2 separate regions of the Mus musculus genome follow, and region 1 is linked to region 2. A link is a loop called in an ENCODE intact Hi-C map of the cell type or tissue named here. Cell type or tissue: heart. All regions are shown on one strand. Each heading gives the region's core, and the rest is flanking DNA. Links, peaks and the distances in the headings are about the cores only. Region 1 holds the start of Gm21992 (predicted gene 21992). Region 2 holds the start of Mrpl11 (mitochondrial ribosomal protein L11).

Region 1 (5,365 bases), core at 366-5,365, 150 kb after region 2:
TGCTAGTAGAAGACTGGCTTCCGGGCAGGTTGGAAGAGGGTCTTAAAGCTCATGCCCATAGTGACACAGTTTCTCCAACAAGACCACACCGCCTAATGGTGCCACTCCCTGGATCAGGCATACACAAACCATCACACCATGGTCCCTTCTTCCTCCTCTTTTCTCATGTATCTGCCTCAGATTCCCAAGCTCTGGAACCAAAGCCCTGCCTACTCTCCTGTAAACATCTTTATTCAACCAACAGTTCTAAATTAAGGAGCAAGGTTTGCAGGACAAAACCTGGCATGTGTGAGAATTTGCTCTTGGGATGCAGAATTTAGCGTTCAATCCATAGTAACAGGCCAGACCTCAACACTGTGTAAAACTCAGTTCATTTCATTTAGAAACAAAGCATGTTCACTAAACACACTGAGTTGAATTCTATTCACCACTTTGGAAAGCACTGCCAGTGGTAAGATGGCAATAAAATCCAGTTAATTAGCATTTTCTTTCTTTTCTTGTTTTTTGTTTAAAGATTTTATGTGTATGAATATTTTGCCTGCAAGCATATATCTTTATACCACATATGGGCTTGGTGCCACAGATCCCCTGGAACTGGAGTTACAGGCTTGAGAGCTGCCATGTTGGTGCTGGAAACTGAGTGCAGGCCCTCTAGAAGAGCAGCCTTTGCTCCTAACCACTGAGGAATTTCTTCAGTCCCTCAATTTGTATTTAACCATAAAGATCATATTTCACAAAAAACACTTCACATGATATATGCATTATTAGAAATGCCTTTCAAGGGGACTTGCCTAGAAACATCTTTGGGCTTATTTCTGCTGTTTAATAATGGTTATGTGTTTGTACAGATGATAGGCTCAGTATGAAGGTGAGGGTTCTGTCTACTGAAGTCATTCTGGATGACAGAAACCTTAGCTCAGTATGTCCACTATCAGCCGAAGGACAGCACTTCTAACTTTCATTGGCCAGAGTGAGTCATATAGCCATACCTAACTTGGGTAAAGTCTTTGACACACCTTTGATCTAGGAGAAAGGGGCTTAAACATTGTGTGTGTACAATCATACATATATACATATGTATATATGTATCCTTTTTTTTGTATTGGGGGGGAAGTAGGTGTTTGTAGAATTTCAAGAACAACACAAAGGAATCAGTTCTTTCCCTCCACCATTTTGGTCTTGAGAAGTAAACTCAAGTCACCAGACAGGTTGCAACCATCCATATCCACTGAGACACCTCACTGGCCCTAACAGGAATTTAAATCAGGGCTGCTTCTTCTCTTTTTTTCATGAGGCTCCTTATATAAGGTACAGAAAATAAGTATTAAAATTAAACATTAATAACAAATTATAGATACATTTACTCAAAACAATTTTTGCTTACAATTTTTGATTTTATGTGCATGAGCAGAATTAGGCCATCAGAGTGACAGTGAGTACCCTTCCCATCTGAGATAGTTTATTGTCCCTCATCAGAGTGACAGTGAGTACACTTCCCATCCGAGATAGTTTATTGTCCCTCAAAGGATATTTGTACACTCATGTTCTACATTATTCAAAATGGCTGCAGTTTCAACACAACCAAAGTGCCCACTCCTGAAGCAATGGACTGAGAAACGTGGCATACATGCAGTAAAATATCATGCCTTAAAATGAAAGGGAAGTTTGATACACTACAATGTGAAGCTTGAAGACAAATATTTGTATAATATACTTCTGTGAAGTACCCCAAATACTCAAATTTATGGAGAGAAAGTCAAATGTTGGTTTCAAGGGACTGGAGAGAGAGGGTGATGGTGATGGGGATTACTGTTAATAGGCACAGCATTTCAGCTGAGGAAGGTAAACTATCCTGGAGATGGATGGTGCTGGGGTTTGTACAATGTAAATGTACTTGATAGCACAGACTGTGCACTTGGACATGGTTAAAATGATTCATTTTATGTTATATATTCATCTTTGCTGTGGAGCTGTTTCCTCCTAATTATAAAGTGCTTTTCTTGAAGGAAAGGGGAGCTCACATGAACAAGAAACCCACAAAGGGATAGAGAGATGGCTTAGCAGTTAAGAGTACAGGAGCAGCCGGGCGTGGTGGGCACTCGGGAAGCAGAGGCAGGCAGATTTCTGAGTTTGAGGCCAGCCTGGCCTACAAAGTGAGCTCCAGGACAGCCTGGGCTACACAGAGAAACCCTGTCTCGAAGGAAAAAAAAAAAAAAAAAAAAGAACAGAAACAGCTCCCAGCAGCATCCATATGACAGCTCACTAACATCAGGATCTGACGCCCTCTTCTGGCTTCCGCAGGCACTGCATGCACGTGGTATATGAATACATACAGGCAAACATTCATACACACAAAACATTAAAAGAAAGCCGCCAAGACTCAAGAGACCTCTCCCCAAGGTTATTTGTTTATTTGACATAGGGTCTCACATATCCCAGGCAATTTGGGATGACTTTCAACTTCTGACCCTTAAAGCTGTGAGTACAGCAGTGGGCTGCTTTGTTCTGTTCTTTTGAAATTTTTTTAGTTTTGTTTGTTTGTTTTTGAGACAGGGTTTCTCTGTGCAGTCCTGGAACTCACTCTGTAGACCAGGCTGGCCTCGAACTCAGAAATCTGCCTGCCTCTGCCTCCCAAGTGCTGGGATTACAGGGATGGCTTAAATTTTTTTAAAAGATTTATTTATTATTATATCTAAGTATACTGTAGCTGTCTTCAGATGCACCAGAAGAGGGCGACAGATCTTACTATGGATGGTTGTGAGCCACCATGTGGTTGCTGGGATTTGAACTCAGGACCTTTGGAAGAGCAGTCGGTGCTCTTAACCACTGAGCCATCTCTCCAGCCTTTTTTAAATTTAACGTTATTTTATGTGTGTGGGTGTTTTGCTTGTTTCTCTGCGTACCACAGATGTGCAATGGCCAGTTCTCTTGGAACTGGAATTAGCTGGTTTGTAAGCCCTCATGTTGGTGCTGGGAATCGAACTCAAGTTTTCTGGAAAAGCAGCAAGCTCTCTTACCAGTGAGCAGCCCCTCTAAGTTTTTGCTGTTTTTTTAAAGACAGGGTCTCTCTATATCCTTGCCTATCCTGGATCTCACTATGTAGACCAGGCTGGCCTCGAACAAATTTCTTTCGATTTTGCTTCCTGGTTGCTGGGATTAAAAGGGTGCCCACCACTCCTGGCCCCCTCCTCATATATTTTTAAGATCCAACTTTTGGCTTCCTCAGGATTACTGATCTTCTACTTTATGGAACATAATACTGTGATAAACTTCATGCATACAATAAATGGTCATCATCGTAATTCTCGAAATTCCATCAGGTTGAGACAGACAGACGCTCAATATTCACTGTCTGCAAAATCCTCCAGAGCTCAAGCAACCCCAAGTAATGTGCTTGCAAAGAAAGAGTTACAGTCCCTTCCTACTCCAAGCATATAGTGTCGGGGGCCAATCCCAGACTAAAAGGGGTTTGTCCTGGTTTCTCCTCCGGGCGCGGCCTTACCGCAGACGCTGAGGCTGCCATCACAACACCCAGGGTTTGGCTGCGGCAGCTCAAACGGAGGAGCCCGGACTTCCCTAAAGAACAAAGTTTTCCTTGGGGCCCCGCCGGGACGCCACACCCTGGCCGGAGGTAGCTCTTCTGACTAGGCCTCTGCGGACTCGGCCGGAGCGCGCTTCCCCGTCCCCAGCCCTCCTTTCCCCTCCCCCCGAAGGTGGCGGTTGGTCGCGCGCCTCTATGCTTTTTCCACCCCCTCCGTTAACAAGGGGCTCCAGGCCCTCTGGGATTGGCTGCGTCAAAGGACATCTGCTCTCAACCTGTTTGATTGGCTGCTATCCGCGCGCGATGCCGCCTCCAATTGGTTAGGTTAGAGCGCCTGCGCGGCGGGGTTCTCGGTCGCCAGCCATTCCTGTGGAGGACTGCGGGTCGTTCGGACGTTTTGCCTGTCGCTGTAGGAGAGGTCCTGTCTCTCCGAGAAGGCGGTTGCGGCGGCAAAATGAAGATTTTTGTGGGCAATGTCGATGGGGCGGATACGACACCGGAGGAGTTGGCAGCTCTCTTCGCGCCCTATGGCACGGTCATGAGCTGCGCCGTCATGAAACAGTTTGCCTTCGTGCACATGCGCGAGAACGCTGGCGCGGTGCGCGCCATCGAGGCCCTGCATGGCCACGAGCTGCGTCCAGGTCGCGCGCTCGTGGTGGAGATGTCGCGCCCGAGGCCCCTGAACACTTGGAAGATTTTCGTGGGCAATGTATCGGCTGCATGTACAAGTCAGGAATTGCGCAGCCTCTTCGAGCGCCGTGGACGCGTCATCGAGTGTGACGTGGTAAAAGGTAACGCGGGAGCGCGCTCGGGAGGGGACACGCGCGGTGCTCTCTGCCTCTTAGCCACGCCCCTCACTCTGGGGTTGGTCCTCAGGGTTGGGAATGATGGGGAAGTGTGCAGGAGCGGGGCCTAAGGTGCTGGGGGCGAGTTGGGTAGAGCCACCCTTCTCCCCTGCGGTCCCAGCAACATTCATCAAGTGGGAGGAGTCGGTTCCGGGCGGGTGCAGTGGCCACTGCAAGCCGAAGCCTCGGGGCTGGGGACGCGCCAGAGATTTGCGAGTGTGCGGGGTTGGGAGGAGGCGCCTTTTCCTGGTTGCATGAGCCTGGCACCAAAATGAAATGGAAAGGGAAGGGCACCAACCGGATTATGGAGCGGTGAAAAGAGTTCGCCACTTCCCCACTTCCTCTCCAGAATTTGGTCAGATCGAGGGAAAAGGGAAAAGGTTGGGTTGAAGCCCCAAGGCCGCTCTGGCGTTCCTTCCCGATGCTTCCCGGAAGGTAGCGGGCCCTTGGTTTCTCGGGTTCGGGCTTTTTTAGTATTGTCTGGAATGAATCTGCTTGTGGGCATGGGAGGGGCCTTTTCGGAACCCCTTTGACCTTTCAGTATTCGATGGGTTAGCCTTGGCGGTTTTGTGCTTTTTAATTCTTTTCCTCCACCCTCCACTTTGTGTTGGGTTTTACAACTTAACAAGTGGAAGCCCCGGTTTTCTGCGTTATTTTTGCATGTGAAAGGGGGCTATTAAGCCTCTCCCTCGTTAGCCTTTTACTTGCTAAGCTGGTGCCTCCGGGCACAGATGTTTATTAGCTTGGTGAGATTGCAAAGGGGAATACTCTGGCTGGGGGGGGGGGGGGTGTTGAGAGGGGCGTGTGAGATTTCTATTAAACTTGGTTTTAACACCATTTATTTAGTTAGTACTTTTTATTGCTTGAATAATTCTTAGGACAGCTTGCTAGTTTGCTATTTCCTTTGAGGAAATGTCTTTTTCAGACCCTGTTGATTTTCATATGTTGGGGTTTTATCTCTTTATCTTTCAAATACCTG
Region 2 (5,374 bases), core at 173-5,172:
CACAGCAAATGTACAGAAACATGTCAGGAAACTAGAAATCGGGTTGCCATGAAGTCCTTTGGCTCAGCTTCCTCTGTGGCCCCCTTTCTCAGCCTCTCACTTCAAATTCTCAGAGTGTAGAAAGTTGGGGTCACTTCTTGGCAGCTTCTGCCTGGGCTGCCAAATCTGCCTCTTTCTGAGCAGCCAAAAACACAGCTCGTTCCTTCTGGAAAGCCTCCAGTTCTTCTGCACTGAGGCTACAGAAGGAGACAGACAGTCAGTGAGGAGCGGGTCCTGGCGCAGATCCCAGCTGCCCTGTCCACTCCCCTCCCTGGACTTTCCAACTGTCATACCTCTACTCATCTGTGGTTTCTCTTCCTGGAACCACAACTCACACACGCTACCTTCCTCTGCCTTGACTCTGTCTTAAAGTCCTACCTAACCTGTGGCCTCTATTATACCATTGGGATTTCTTAGGCCTTCCTTTGAGCCACAAATCTACATACTTTAAGGATTTAAACCATCCAGGAAAACTGTGCTCTAACCTCACCCCCGTGAGGAACAACTGACGCCAGTCTTGCTGTAGGGAATGACACCAGCAGCAAGCGGCCAGTGATGACTGTCCCTGCTCCTGTCTCTGCTGCGCTCTGGGGCAAATGCTCTCCTACTTGACAAGGGAACCTTCTGACTCGTCCCTCCCTCAGGCCACATCCCATATGCCTCTAGACAAGACTCCTCGACCAGAGTGAACTTAGCTTCAGCTCCTTCCCTCTCCTTGTAATCTTACGCTCTCTTACCCTCCTTTTCCTGGGCAGTTTCCATGTCACCTCCCTCAGAGTCCTCAATGACACATCAGGTAAAAGCAGGAAATCTCCTCTCTGCTTGCATGACATCCATTGATTTTATAACATTGACACCTGCTAGTCTAGGCCTCTATGTATGGGTCGGCCTTTAGGACTACACATTTCTCCAGAGTGGCCAGGCACTACTGGCCATTCCTGGTTCTAGCCAGTGCCCAGATCCATGTCCAGGACAGAACAGGTGCTTATGAAATATATTCCAAACAAGATGAGGCTTCAACCCATATCCTTCTGCTAGAATCTGCTAGACATGTATGAAAATGTCACAATGAAGCTTAATATGCATAACTAACATAGGCTATAAATTAAGAAGAACAAATAAAGCCCAACCACCTCACTGTAATGGGCCTTCTCAGCTTTCCTCCCAAATGAAGAACTTACTTGGATTCCTCTCAAGATACTCACTCCTTCACCACTCGAATGCCCAGGGAACGGGCAGAGCCAATGATGGAACGGACCACAGAAGACAGGGGCACATCTTGCATGGCAAAAGCATCATCCTTAGCTTTGACACAGGCAATCTCATATACGTGCTTCAAACTCACCAGGCCTGCCACCTCTTTCCCTGGGAAGAAGGAGCAAAGAATTCTTCAAGTGCCACTACATTTCTCTGGATACATCAGACTCTCAGGTGCCCACTCTAGTCCTTACCTGTATGCCGGGCCCCCTTCTCGATCCCAGCAGCTGCCTTCAAAAAGTAAGAAACAGTGGGCTGCCCAATCTTGAGCTCAAATGTCCTGTCGGGCTTAACAGACAAAGATACATGAGAATTTCTTGGTTTTCTATCCAGTCCAAGACATTTCTAATGTCCCTTTCCTTCTCCCACCAACTTGCACACCACAAAAGACAGAAAAACAAATCTACAGCACACATCCCTGCCATTTTTATTCCTAGCCCAAATCTCCTCTGGAAGCCCCAGTGAGATGAGAGGTAAGAACCACAATATGGCAGGATCAAGCCAGTTCAGAGAAATTATGGTCTAGGCTTCTGTTTAAATGATAAGTGGAAGGTAGCAACCAAGTTAAGAGTCAGAGAAGCAACCAGAGTGACTAGTTTCAAGGGCCAAGGAAATATATGGGAGAATGGGTCTCTCTACCTTTATAAAAATTTTTGTAGGCAGGGGAATGCCTTCTTTGATGTCCTTTGTCTTCTCGTTGAACTCTTTGCAGAACTGGTTGATAGAGACACCTCGCTATAAGGAACGCATACACAAAGTTAAGTATGGGAGCTGAAGGCTTTCTACCAACCAGGAGCCCCTGTCCTTTCATCTTTGTGTGTGTGGGGGGGGGGGGCGGGGGTATGGGTGTGTGTTGTTATATTTCTTCTACTCTGGTTCTATAGCTTTGGGTGCCAGGCAATTCGTCCACAAGGTACCACTTAATCAGCAACTAGCCAACTTGGGGGTCAGAGGTGCTGAGGTCAAAAGAGGCTCCGTAAGTAATACAAGGACATAAGGCCTGAAGGTGTGAATAGTGGAGACAACGTTTATAAAGGAGACTTCCCCGGCTCCAGCGCACTCTCCCACGTCTCCCAGGCCGGGTTCCGCACACCGCACCTGACCCAAGATGGGACCTAGTGGAGGCCCAGGAATAGCTTGGCCTGCTCGCACGATGGACCGGATCACGCCGCCGGCCTCGGGCTTCTTGAGGGTCCGAGTGGCCCGGCTTAGCTTGGACATGATGTAGGATTTTAATCTTAGCTCGCCTCGGAGAAGCAAAGAACTACGCTCTGGGCGCGGCCATTTTGGGTCAGAGGTGAAGGGCCCTCGTGTTCGGCTAGGGTAAATGAGACCAAAAAAGAGCAGTCTTGTTTCAGGCATACAGCTCTCCAACTAAAGACCAATTACGGAATTTAAGAATTAATTGAACTTTGCGCTCTGAAGGCAGGACGAGAACCTATATGGTTTCAGTACACACAATCCCTCAGCGGTGCGCACAGGCATCACCTTAGACAGCCAAACAGGAGTTCGGGACTTTGAGTCTCCGCACAGCATTGTGGGTATGTAGTTCAGCGCCTTATCCTGCGCCTGCTGTTGGCCGTGTTCTGGGTTGCCATCTGCTGGACACAGTGATATCTTAGCGTTTGATATGGAGCAAGTTATGCAAAATCCCTTGAGTCTTTTGTTTCCTCATGTGGTTTTTCATGGAAGGCAATATGATTATAGACGGGAAATGAAATGGCAGACTGCTGCTCTTGCTGGCTATGAACCTGATTCATAGCTAGACAAAGAGTTAGAGCTAGGATTAGGCTACTGTTTCTGTTACCTATGAAAATCTTTGACACCGCGAATATTATAGGTACCTTTCAGAATTGTTGTGACAGCTCAGTAACACACGTTGAACCAAGAAGGCATTTACCGCTATTTATACAAAGGGAAAAGCTCTTCCCCGCGCTTTTGAAATGCTAAGTTTGTGAATTCTCATCCCAGTCAAACCTGATTTTCCACTAGCTTATTAGGCATACTTTATTGCTTCCCCGTCTTTCATTTTTTCATTGGAAGATGACTTTTTGTGTCTCAGAACTCCGCATCCCGCTCTATTCTGTCCAGGATTCCTGATTATTACTTGCGTTTTAGGGAATGGTATTTGAGCCAGGTGGTGTTTGAAGCCTTTATTATCCCTCCCTAGAGCAATCTTGTGTATCTAGGCACTTTAGGGTAGTAGCAATGGCCTTGGTAGGACTCTTTGACTCACAGACTCTTCCTGACCACACGTGGCTGCAAAGCTCCAATAACTGTAGGTTGAATGCTCCATTATTTTCTCCAACAGTTCAGGATATAAAGTTCTCTGATCCAGTCTCCAGACTGAGACTACTTCGAAGGAACTATCCACTAACTCACTGTTTGCGATCCTTCAGATTCGAGGGGAATTCTCCAGTTTCTTTTTTCTTTTTTTTTTCCTTTTCTTTTCCTTTTTAAAAAATAATTCCTCTCCAGACAACCAGGCAGCCTATTATGTAGCATACCACTTCAAATTCTATCATCTTCCTCTAAACCGCCTCTCACAAACCTCCATTTTTTTCTTTCCTCTACCATTTCCTTGTGTGTGCAATGTACGTTTTTGCGTGTGTGTGGGTGAATGTGTGTGTGGATTTGCACATGTGTACACACACGAGAAGGGCCGAGGCTGATGTTAAGATCCTCTTCCATTGCCCTTCTGAGGTGGGGTCTCTTACTCAAACTAAGAGCTTGCCAGTGGTTCATCTTGTTAACCAGCTTGCTCTGGAGTTCTTATGCTGGCCTGGAACTACAGGGATGTCACCATGCCCAGATGGCATTTACCTGGGTTTCTTAAGACCCAGCCTCTGGCCCTGACTCTTTTTCAGGAAACACTTTAATCACTGAACCATCTCCTAACCCCATCCCACCACTGTTTTTGAAAATGTTTGTAGACTTGAACTTCCCTACAACCTGCTGGCAAAGAAAGTCAGGTCCTTTGTGTAAGGATCTAAAGGCCTCATTTTTATCTCCATCTTCTGTGCCCAGTGAAATCCCTGAGCCAGTGCTGTGGTGGTGGTGGGAGCAGTATGTCGCCCTAAGAGACACCCCTGCCACAGGAGCTAACTGCTTGGTAGAAAGGGGTCTCAGCAGCTTCAAGCTCCTGAAACGTCCCTTGCATCCTCCCTGCATAACTCTGTAAGCTGGGGCAAGGACAACTGACATGCTGGGGCTCTCTGTGGTGCTATACCAAAATAGAGAATCCATCCCATCAGAGGATCTCTGTGAAAGAAAGAAGGTAGACCCCATATTGAATGACTTTCTTCTTCTTCTTTTCCTTCCCCTTCCCCTTCTCCTCCTTCTTCTTCCCCCCTCCTCCTCTCCTCTTTCTTCCTCCTCATCTTCCTCTCCCTTCTCCTCCTCCTCATCTTCTTCATCACCATCCTCTTCCTTCTTCTCTTCTTCCACATCCTCTCCTCTCCTCATCCTCTTCTTCCCCCCCCTTCTCCTACTCTCCTCCTCTTCTTCTTTTGACACAGGGTTTCTCTGTGTAGCCCTGGCTTTCCTAGAAACTGACTTTGTAGACCAGGCTGGCAACTGGTATGATACCAGTGACTTTTCTAATGAGGCATAAAAGAAATGTCTATTTTCCTCATATGGAGAGGGAATCACCACATTAAAAAAAATTATGGCAAGTCTAGCTTGAGAATTAATGAGTTTCTTGGAGTTACTTGCAGGAGTGTGGGGGACTTATGAGCACTTGTACCACTGAAAAATTCTACCAGTCAATTTTTCCCTCTTCCTCCACTCCCTGTGGTGTGTGGGAAATGAGTTTATTTACCAGTGTGCATGTAATTGTGCAGGTGCTCACGTGCTTGTTAGTGTGGGGGCTACAAGCTGACACTGGATATCTTCCTTGATCATGCTCCATCTTATCTTAGAGACAGGATCTTTCATGAACTTGGAACTCATCAATTTAACTCATGTGGCAGGACAATTGAAGGATCTCTCTGTCCCTGCTGGACACCCAGTACTGGGGTTACAGACGTAAACTGCTGTGTCCAGTGATTTTTACATTGGTCCCAGGTTTTAACATGGG

The links. Hi-C counts contacts between places; a loop is a spot of excess contacts. Peaks named below come from ENCODE experiments on the same cell type or tissue, not always from the same donor. Only the 100,000 strongest peaks of a DNase experiment are listed, where the experiment ranks them.
Region 1: a loop joins it to region 2, with 2.0 times the contacts of the local background. A loop is called at or near these places in 1 of 42 quality-filtered maps.

The regions. Positions count from the first base shown.
Region 1 is chr19:4,810,139-4,815,503 of GRCm38, reverse strand. Gm21992 (predicted gene 21992) reads left to right here and starts at 3,905. Exons shown (of 3, transcript NR_157185.1): 1 at 3,905-4,332. It overlaps Rbm14 (RNA binding motif protein 14), which reads left to right and starts at 3,870. Exons shown (of 3, transcript NM_019869.3): 1 at 3,870-4,332. The coding sequence starts at 3,996. In heart, for the core only: CTCF peaks have their summits at 2,756 (motif pointing right) and 3,630; DNase peaks (open chromatin) are centred at 3,803 and 4,303; H3K4me3 peaks cover 2,527 bases; H3K27ac peaks cover 2,144 bases.
Region 2 is chr19:4,959,536-4,964,909 of GRCm38, reverse strand. It overlaps Mrpl11 (mitochondrial ribosomal protein L11), which reads right to left and starts at 2,604. Exons shown (of 5, transcript NM_025553.4): 1 at 2,395-2,604; 2 at 1,936-2,031; 3 at 1,491-1,584; 4 at 1,245-1,404; 5 at 1-236. The coding sequence starts at 2,517. The coding sequence ends at 131. In heart, for the core only: a CTCF peak has its summit at 2,894 (motif pointing left); a DNase peak (open chromatin) is centred at 2,839; H3K4me3 peaks cover 1,576 bases; H3K27ac peaks cover 1,153 bases.